Linked DNA regions of Homo sapiens: region 2 is linked to region 1. The links are chromatin contacts, found by Hi-C or POLR2A ChIA-PET in ENCODE. All regions are on one chromosome and are shown on one strand. Each heading gives the region's core, a stretch centred on a gene start or an enhancer-like site at or near the end of the contact. The rest is flanking DNA. Distances are from core to core; before and after follow the strand shown.

What was found. A loop is a pair of places that touch in the nucleus more often than their neighbours do. ChIA-PET counts read pairs that join two places held with the same protein, here RNA polymerase II (POLR2A). Pooled maps may share reads with other maps.
Region 2: a loop to region 1 is called in a map of OCI-LY7, with 3 times the contacts of the local background. The contact joins the promoter of KCNG3 here to the enhancer-like site in region 1. A Hi-C loop is called at or near these places in 3 of 168 maps with a recorded cell type or tissue (Caco-2, HepG2 and OCI-LY7), 2 of 37 single-sample maps with no recorded cell type and 3 of 50 pooled maps. POLR2A ChIA-PET finds 5 or more read pairs at or near these places in 3 of 52 experiments (H1, T-cell and WTC11).

The regions. Positions count from the first base shown.
Region 1 is chr2:42,544,831-42,549,755 of GRCh38, forward strand. It overlaps a transcript of MTA3 not described here. Among named protein-coding and RNA genes, the nearest start is that of MTA3, 21 kb to the right of the region's middle. RefSeq lists enhancers at 767-1,653, 2,549-3,054. Within about 2 kb of position 2,386, at least 2 of the 41 ENCODE cell types and tissues checked have a DNase peak (open chromatin) inside an H3K27ac peak, as active enhancers do; they include OCI-LY7, where a contact is called at or near this core.
Region 2 is chr2:42,491,298-42,496,222 of GRCh38, forward strand. It overlaps KCNG3 (potassium voltage-gated channel modifier subfamily G member 3), which reads right to left and starts at 2,685. Exons shown (of 2, transcript NM_133329.6): 1 at 1,540-2,685. The coding sequence starts at 2,204. It also overlaps a transcript of MTA3 not described here. RefSeq lists enhancers at 872-1,629, 1,630-2,387, 3,712-4,006 and silencers at 2,468-2,557, 2,738-2,787, 2,878-2,957.

The DNA of each region.
Region 1 (4,925 bases), core at 1,136-3,635:
TACAAGGAAGTGGGTCAAGTACAGCCTGATTAATGCTTAATTTTAACTATATTTCTGTCTAGAATTTTTGTTAACCCTGTAAGGACAACTTCACAGCTGGCATTTTGACAACCAGCTAATATCTGACCTTAAACAGCCCATTCTTTGAACAACATAATTGTTTGTTTAGGACTCACAAAGTTTAGTGGCCTCCAGCATTCCAAGTCCAGGTGATGAGAGCTGCAGAAAACAGCTCAGTCATGAGACCATTAAGATTTTGAATCCCAACCAGGCGTGGTTGCTCATGCTTGTAATCTCAGCACTTTGGGAGGCCAAGGCAGGAGGATCACTTGAGCCCAGGAGTTTGAGGCCAGCCTGGGCAACATAGTGAGACCCTGTCTCTACCAAAAGTACAAAAATTAGCTGGGTATGGTGGCACACGCCTGTACTCGCAGCTACTTGGGAGGCTGGGGTGAGAGGATCACTTGAGCCTGGGAGGCTGAGGCTGCAGTGAGCCGTGATCATACCACTGCATTCCAGCCTGAGCGACAGAGAGAAACCTTGTCTCAAAAATAAAATTAGAAGAAGAAAAAAAAAGGAACCTAAGAAAACACAAGGCATTGTCAGTAACTCGGGAGAGAAATGCTCTAGGTAAGAACTAGGGCAAGGAAGGCTATGTTTGAGGGATGGAAGGGAGAGTGGGAGGTTCCCAGATAGAATCAATGAGTTGGAGTTAAAAATGTGTGAGTGTTTCGGGGGTGGGACAGCAGAGGAATCTGGTTTCTTATGTGTAAAATAAGGGTATAAGGCCTACCTCATTAGATAAAATGTGTAAAGCTTCTAGTTTAGTGCCTGGCACATGGCAGGTTTTCAAGAGGGTTTAAAGTTGACACATCGTTTTCAATAGATTGCATGATGTGTACCTTAAAGAAGCTTGGGATACAAAAGCAGATAGCTTACATACATGGATGGACATTGAGGCTCATGGATTTCAGACTGAGGTTCAGGTTAAGATTCCTGATTAAGCCCTGACCTGAGATCTCCATACTTCCTACTGTGCCACGCTGCAGTTGGAAGGCCTTCAGACTGGAAATTCTGGTTATTGAAATTCTCTTAAGATGGGTATCTGGAACGTGCCTTCCCAGAAAGATTTCAAGAAATGAAAGACAGGCTCCGCGTTAACACTAATCGCAATGATAATGGTACTATTTAAAAGCAGCTTCCCTAAGCCACTCCTGAAAGGGCAATTGGCTGATCCGGGAATTCACTCTTTAGATAACCTGGTAGGGAAGGGAAGGAGGGAGGGAGGACCTTAGATTTTTAATAAGAAACCATTAACTTCAGCTAACAGCAATAACAATGGAGGCGCCTGGTGACTGCTGGCACTTAAAATATAAATGGAAAACACAGGGCACCTCGGATTTCTCCATTGTTACATGCTAATGAAGTGGCTCCACTCAAACAAAGGCCCCAGGAGAAATTAGTGGAGGGTGTGGCCTGGCCCCACACTGAGGAAGAAGCCTGTGTAGGATGCTGGCAATCTCGGTTCCAGAATTAGGATGTCCTTGTCTGCTCTACTTGGTTTTCTGACCCTGAGTGTCCCTGGACCTGTTTCTTTCAGTAAAATGTGTATAATCAAATCCAGGGGTGGTCATCCCCTGCCATCTAACCTGGCAACTTTGGTCATCCTTTTTCTAATCAAACCAAAAAGAACTGAAAAAAATTACTTGCAGTTTCCTATGTGCACTCCATCTAGAGGCATTTCTAGTTGGTCACTTTTTTCTAGTCAAACTAGAGGCGTTTCTAGGTTGGTCATTCCTAGTTGGTCATCTTTTTTCCTGGTCAAACAAAAAAGAACTGAAAAAAATTACTTAGAGTTTCCTACATGCACTCTATTTAGAGGCATTTCCTGGTTTTATTCCTTACGCATGTTGCAAGACTGCACCCAGCATCCGTGTTCATATAATCTGTGGCGGTAACAGAAGGGGTCTCTATTCTCAATGTCTCACATTTTGGTAGGAAATAGGACATGTGGGCAGACAGGAGGATGAATGTGATCAGGGTGGGACATGCAGGCAAATAACGATACAATGTGGCAGAATGAGACACTTGTCACAGGGATCTTATTGCTAGAGCTTTACAGAGGTGGTAAGAAACTGCGTAGGGAGCTAGCAGGGGCTAATCTGCCAGGCTTCACGAGGATGTGGACTTTAAACTGCAGAGGTTCCCCCCACTACTCTCTGATGACTACAGTCTATGGAGGAACTTTATAAAATACAGATTCCCTGGCCCCTCCCCCAGAGACAGATTTTGTAGGTCTAGGGTGGAGTCTGGAAGTCTACTGATAAAAATCTCAGCTGAATTAAATGAACAATTCGCCAATCGGGCAGCCGGCAGAATCACAGCAGATTCAGAGACTCCAGCCACGTGGTGTAAGATTTACAGACAAAAAAAGGAAGTGATGAACAGAAATAGGACGTGAGGTACAGAACAGCTGGCTTGGTTACAGCTCTGCGTTTGCCTTATTATTATTTCTGAGACTGAATCTTGCTCTGTCGCCCAGGCCGGAGTGCAGTGGCGCAATCTCTGCTCACTGCAACCTCCACCTCCTGGGTTCAAGCGATTCTCGTGCCTCAGCCTCGTAAGTAGTAGCTGGGATTACAGGCACGCGCCAACGCGCCCGGCTAATTTTTGTATTTTTAGTAGAGTCAGGGTTTCACCATGTTGGCCAGGCTAGTCTTGAACTCCTGACCTCAAGTGATCCGCCCGCCAAGGCCTCTCAAAGCGCTGGGATTACAGGCGTCAACCCCCGCGCCTGGAGGCATTTGTCTTATTTGAACACTCAGCAGTTGAAGTATGGCTTCTGGGACTGGCCAAGACTTAGCTATTGTTACAGGCGCATACTCCTAAATTAGGTTTTCAATCTTGTCTATTAAGCTAGGTTGCAGTTCGTCCACGAGGACTCAAATAAAGAAGTACAGAGTCTTTCTAAGGCCATATTTAGTTCGCTTTAACGCGACTAAGAAAAATAAGATAAACTGCCCTGTGGTCCTGACTTAGCTATTGTTACAGGTGCATACTCCTAAATTAGGTTTTCAATCTTGTCTATCTATTAAGCTAGGTTGCAGTTCGTCCACGAGGACTCAAATAAAGAAGTACGGAGTCCTTCTAAGGCCATATTTAGTTAGCTTTAAAGCTACTATGAAAAATAAGATAAGCTGCCCTGTGGTCCTGATGGTCAGCCCAGTTTGGAGGCCACCCATACAGTAGAGAGGCAACCCCAAATAACCCGTGACATTACAATCATCCCCTCTTATCCGTGGTTTTGTTTTCTGAGGTTTTAGTTAACCTGAGGTCTAAAAATATTAAAGGGGGCCGGGCGCGCTGGCTCATGCCTGGAATCCCAGCACTTTGGGAGGCTGAGAGGGGCAGATTGCTTGAGGTCAGGAATTCGAGACCAGCCAGGCCAACATGGCAAAACCCTGTCTCTACAAAAAATACAAAAAATTAGCGGAGCTTGGTGGTACTCACCTGCGATCCCAGCTACTCAGGAGGCTGAGGCACAAGAATTGCTTGAGCCTGGGAGGCAGAGGTTGCAGTGAGCCGAAATTGCTCCACTGCACCCCAGCCTGGGCAGCAAAGCAAGACTCCGTCTCAAAATATACGTATATACATAAAATTAAAATGCAAATATTAAATGGGCTGGGCATGGTGGCTCACGCCTGTAATTCCAGCACTTTGGAAGGCTGAGGCGAGAGGATTGCTTGAGCCCGGGAGTTCAAGACCAGCCTGGGCAACATGGCAAAAACGCCATCTCTACAGAAAACTCTATCTCCACAAAAATTAAGCCAGGTGTGGTGGCACACACCTGGGGTTCCAGCTACCCAGGAGGCTGAGATGGGAGGATCACCTGAGCTGGGGAGGTTGAGGCTGCAGTGAGCTGTGATTGCCCCATGGCACTGCAGCCTGGGTGACAGAGTGAGACCCTGTCTCAAAAAAAAATATATATATATATATATAATATATATATATATATAATATATATATATAATATATATATATATATAATATATATATATATATCAGCGGGCACGGTGGCTCACGCCTGTAATCCCAGCACTTTGGGAGGCTGAGGCAGGCAGATCACCTGAGGTCAGGAGATCAAGACCAGCGTGACCAACATGGAGAAACCCCATTTCTACTAAAAATACAAAATTAGCTGGGCGTGGTCGTGCATGCCTGTAATCCCAGCTACTCGGAGGCTGAGACAGGAGAATTGCTTGAACCTGGGAGGCGGAGCTTGCAGTGAGCCGAGATCGTGCCATTGCACTCCAGCCTGGGCAACAAGAGCAAAACTCCATCTTAAAATATATATATAATATATATATGTATATAATATATTATATTTGTATATATTATATATGTATACGTATATAATATATTATATATTATATACGTGTACGTATATATGTAATATATAATGTATATGTACACGTATATAATATATAATATATTATATACGTATACGTATACATTATATATTACATATATACGTATATACGTATATAAAATATATGTATATATTATATATACGTATATAATATATATTATATAATATATAATATATACGTATACATATAATATATTATATATACATATTATATATTATATATTTAAATTATATATTATATCATATATAATATATATGATATAATATATAATATACATATATTACATAATATATATTATATACATATACATATATAATATATAATATATTATATACATATACATATATAATATATAATATATTATATACATATACATATATAATATATAATATATTATATACATATACATATATAATATATAATATATTATATATACATATTATATATTATATATTTAAATTATATATTATATATGTATATAATGGAAAATTCCAG
Region 2 (4,925 bases), core at 1,435-3,934, 53 kb before region 1:
CCCTCCCTCCCCCTAAGATTATATTTGAGGTATTTTACTGGTTTTGCTCATATACTGGTTCAGTCAACTCCCTCATTATCTGCACTAATAATAATTCAATTCTCCTGTTTCCTTTGCTAATGTAGCTCAAACCTTCACTAACCTTAGAATTCTACAGTTACTGGAGAATCAAAATTCCAAGTCCATTTTCCTAAAGCCCTCCTTAAAAAAAAAAGGCATTTATGTATTTAGGTAAATAAATTAATTTCATTGTATTGTTGGAGAACCAAATAAGTAACTCTTATCTGTAAATTCAAAACTGTTAGAACCTAATTCACTAAACAAAATGAGTTTCCTAATGAATTTCCTTTCAAAGCATGTATCTTCGATTTCAAGCCAAGAAGAAATAATAGACTCCGTGGCACTAGACAATTTTATTTACTTCTTAGATTTATATAAAAATCCTTACTCCCTACAGGAAGAATATTATGTAGAAGTAATCCACTGCAATAGCAAGGCCGCCGTTCCGAACATGTACATGCCTATCAGTAAAACATGACAGGGCACAACCTTAAATTTAAAAAATGAATGGAAGGAGGATCTTAAGACAGTGTCAAACAGATAAACTATAATATGCAGTTTGGGTTTTGTGCCCCAAAAGGCTGTCTTCTTTGAAAGTCCATCCTTAGTCTGCTTATTCCTCCCACTGAATATGCTCACTTGTACTAAAAACAGGAAAGTGCTATCACCACTTCAAGGTAAGACAGTCTAAGAAAAGACTGCAATATTTTCCCATTCATCCTAGTAAAGTAGAAAAAAAAATTTACCCAAATACTGTTTTCTGGATTTAGGACAGTTTAGATTTTTCTTTGTTCTCAAGGTAATGGTTTTTTCCCTTCCCATATCATAGACCCTCTGAAAGTCGCAGTGTGAATCTTTGCTACCAAACGGTGGACAAGAGGTTTGCTAACTCCATACTTTGTAGGAAAAGGGGGAAGAAAAGGGCACAGACATCCATTATTTAGAGTCTATCGATAAATTAACCTGCTTTATAATATAACGATTCCATTACAGCACATAGTATGCCGGGGGCAGAGTGTATAGAATGTGTGGAGAGTGCACATTTCACCATAACAAGAATCCATCTTTCCAAACACTACCAAAAATTGGCAAATAATTCAAACTGCGCTTAGTTCAAGGCTTAATTGTTGAACCCTAACAATAAAAGTTCAGAAAAATGTAATTAGCAGGTTGCTCTCTGCGCAAAAGTAAACTACAAAGAGGGGACATTTGTCTATCTCTACACGCCCCTCCCCATGCCTGAGGATTTCGCCCTCAAGAGGTGCGTCTAGTGTAAGGGCCAGACCCCGCTGGTGCCCCGGACAACGGGGTAGGAGTGGGGACCGACCGGTCCCGTAGTTGGCCGCGCCTGGGCCTCGCTGGGCGCGCACCCCGCTGGCTCGGTCGCCCGGAGGCGGACAGGACGGAGACGGGACGTATGGACGGGACGGACAGACGCGACAGGACGGACGGGACGGGTAGAGAAGCAGTGCGTCCTACCCGGAGGGCTCCCTCCCAGGGCCGGCGGAGTACCTGCTCCGGTCATCCAGGCTGCGGTTGTCGGCGGCTGCGTTGCGCCAGTCGGGCAACGTGCTGGCGCACAGCACCACCATGGACACGATCACGAACACCACCGACACGCTAGCCAGGATCTGCGCGGCCAGCGACGACGTGGGCTCCTCGAAGGTCCGCCGCATGCGCTCCAGCCAGCGCCTGGAGGGAGCCGCCTCGGCCCCGCCGGGGCGCGCCTCGTCGCGGCCCAGCACGCCCGGCTCGTCGGCCGAGTAGAAGGTGTAGGTGTCGGACATGCGGTCGTCGAGGCGGCGCTGGCAGCAGTACTCGAGGTGCGCGCCCTCCAGGCCCCAGTAGATCATCTCGTTGTAGAAGGAGAGCTCGCACATCCGCGGCGCGAAGCGCAGCTTGCCGTGGCCGCGCACGTAGAGCAGGATGAAGCCGAAGGCCTCCGAGTGCCGGTCGAAGAAGTACTCGTTGCGCTCGCGGTCGTAGTCGTCGCACACCTCGAGCACGTCGCGCTCGGAGCGGCAGCCGTGCAGCCGGCTCACGCGGCGCAGCGGGAAGTCCTTCAGCAGCTCCCGGGACAGCGAATACCGGGCGCCGCCCACGTTCAGCACCACCGAGGCCGCCCCGCTGCGCCCGAAGGTCATGGCTGGCCGCCCGGGGGACTTTCGGCCCGAGGGCCCCGCTGCAGCCCCCCACCCCAAGCCGCCACGCGGGGCCTGCCTGCCCGTGGCTGACGGGGGAGCGCGCCGTCGGGGCCCGCGCTCCCTCGGGGCTCCGCTCCTGCCCTCCGCTGGCCCGGGGGTCCCTGGGCTCGAGTATCTCCGGCGCTGCTAGTAGCGCGCCCTCCGCCCGGCGGTACCTGCGGGTGGCCGGGGAGTCCTCGCCGGCGCCAGCGCTGAGCCCCACCGGCTGGGAACGCGGCTGTGTCCGCGCCGCCGACCCTCGCGCCCGAGGGCTGCGCACACCGAGGCCGCGGTGCCCTCTCCCAAGCCGCGGGGCCGACCCCCTGAGGGCTGCGGGCGCCGAATGGAGCCGCCGGGGCGGAATAGCTCCCCGTCTCCGGCGCTCCCTGCGGCCGCGAATCCGGCGGCCGCCCCGCCGCCGTCCAGAGGCGAGAGGCAAAGTGAGCGGGTTCGGAGGCGGCGAAGAGCCGGCTCGCGGCGGCGGGGGCGGGGCCTCTGTGCAGTCCTCCTCCTCGCCCGCCGGCTCCGCGCGCGCCGCTCACCTCCCTCCGCGCCGCCCTCCGCTTCCCGCCCGCGCCCGCACCTCCCCGGCTTGCTCGGGCTGGGATTCCCGGGCGCCCCGCCCTGGACCTCGGGCTCCCCGCCTCGTGACGCCGTCCTCCCCCTCCGCTCCGGCCCGTAGTGGCGGGGAGGGGTCCGCAGGGCGGGGGAGCGGGGAGCCCAGCGCCGGGATGCCTGCTCCCGCGTCCTGCCCTGGGCCATCGGGATGAATTGGGCAGTCCCCAGGGCCCCTTTTAACAGCCCTGGTTCAAAGCCCAGTGTGGACTCGGGTGCGGGGACAGACGGCGTTTGGAGAGCTTTTTCCAGAAACTGTCCGGAGCCCAGCTCGGGTTCTGACATCGCCCCTAAGGATTTCTCAGGGAAGGCATCCCAGCCACGGCTTTTCCTGCCGACTTTGCTCTTCCTACCGCCGCGCGGGGCGACCCACGTACCGCGTGCTCAGAGGGCGGCTACACGCCCCATCCCCCAGCCTCGGTGCCGCCTGCCAGCCCGCGGAGGGAAGCGGTCCCCGACCCGGCCCCGGCCCCCACGTTCTGGGGCGCGAGTCCTGAGAAGGCGCCTAACGTGTAGCGCGCCTGGACCCTCTCGAGATGCTGCCCTTAGAGTGGGATGAAAGTCTGGGGAGGAACGCCTTGTCACCGGCAAAAACAGCCTTTCTCTTGGTCTTCGTCTGCATCCTCCTTTTCAAAATATCTTGATTTCCCCCGCGCACCCCTGACCCGGCTGCAGCACCGGCCCTCCGAGCGGGAAGAGCCCCGTGAAGGCTCCGCAGAGCGATCTACCCCGCGCTCTTGTCCGTGCCCAGAAAGCGGGTTCCACTTGGCAGGGATTATTTTAAACTGCTACCAGCAATTCATTCACCTGACACCCGACACCGGCAGCCCAGCCCGCCGGAGGCGAGACAGGTGAGTTGTAAGGCGAACCGTGTTAGATGCAAAACAAATACTAGAAGAAAAAAATAAGGGTGGGGTAGGGTGAGATGCGGTCATCTGACCACAGGGTAACCTGGCTGGTTAAAGGGAAGAGTTTTTCATTGCCCTCTACTTTTCGTAATTTTGTAGGATTGTCCGGTGCCCGCTAGAGGTCGCCAAACGGAGTCCTTTTGCGCTGGTTCTTAAGTGGATTCCTAGTGAAAAGGCAGACAACTGAAAATGTGAGTGCTGTCTTTTAAGTAAAATCACTCTCGGTGGCTTCTTAAAGAATGAAAATCTCTGTGAGTTGTTTATCCCCAGACTTGGATAATTTATCTTAAGAGCACTAAATGTGATTAAAAGCTCAAAAACAGGAGTTATTTGCTACTTTAGTATCTACTAAATAGTTTGCTATTCAGTATCTATTTTGCTATTTAGTGTCTACTGGGTAGATACTGCTACTTTGCTGTTTAGTATCTACTAAGTAGATATTAAACAAGAAAAATATCTGTAAGAAAGTGAGTTTCAAGACAGAATTGGAGGTGCTGATGGCCATGAGTTGGCACAGAGAAAGGGCAAAACATTCCTAGTAGCAAAATCTCGAATGTGGAGGTTTAAAGTCTGTGAAGAAGTATAATGCACTTGCCCACTGAAACAATGGGGATCTCAACTGCAGCATTTAAATTGGATCCCATAAGCAATGGAATCCCTGGAGGTTTCCATAGCAGAAATGGCTTGATGAAAGCTTTATTTCAGGAAGATGCCTTTGCACTTTGGGTCATTCTAAGGAGAAGGTCATTTCGCAACCCAGGAATGGGATCCCCAACCCCGTGTCTGTGAAGATGAAGAAGGGTCTGTTCTGAGAAACGCTGAGACCAAGAACTTTGCAGGTCTTGAAGATGGATTTGTTGTAGGACGTGAGGATGGGGAAAAGTTTGCAGATGTGAGCCAGAGATGAGCCTGGCTTGATACCAAGAGCCAATTCATCAGGAAGCCGTTAAAAAATACTTTCTAGAAGCATCACAAGCAATAGAAGACAGAACTATAGTGCCGATTGTTTGCTCTAACATTATTGTAGGGTTTATTTCCTGTGTTCTCTCCGTAGAATCCTTCTACTGTCTGTTGATTGAACCAGTTGAAGAAATATCTCATTTTAAATTACATTTGAGCTTAGAAAACAAATTAATTTGATGACAATACAATGTGTGCC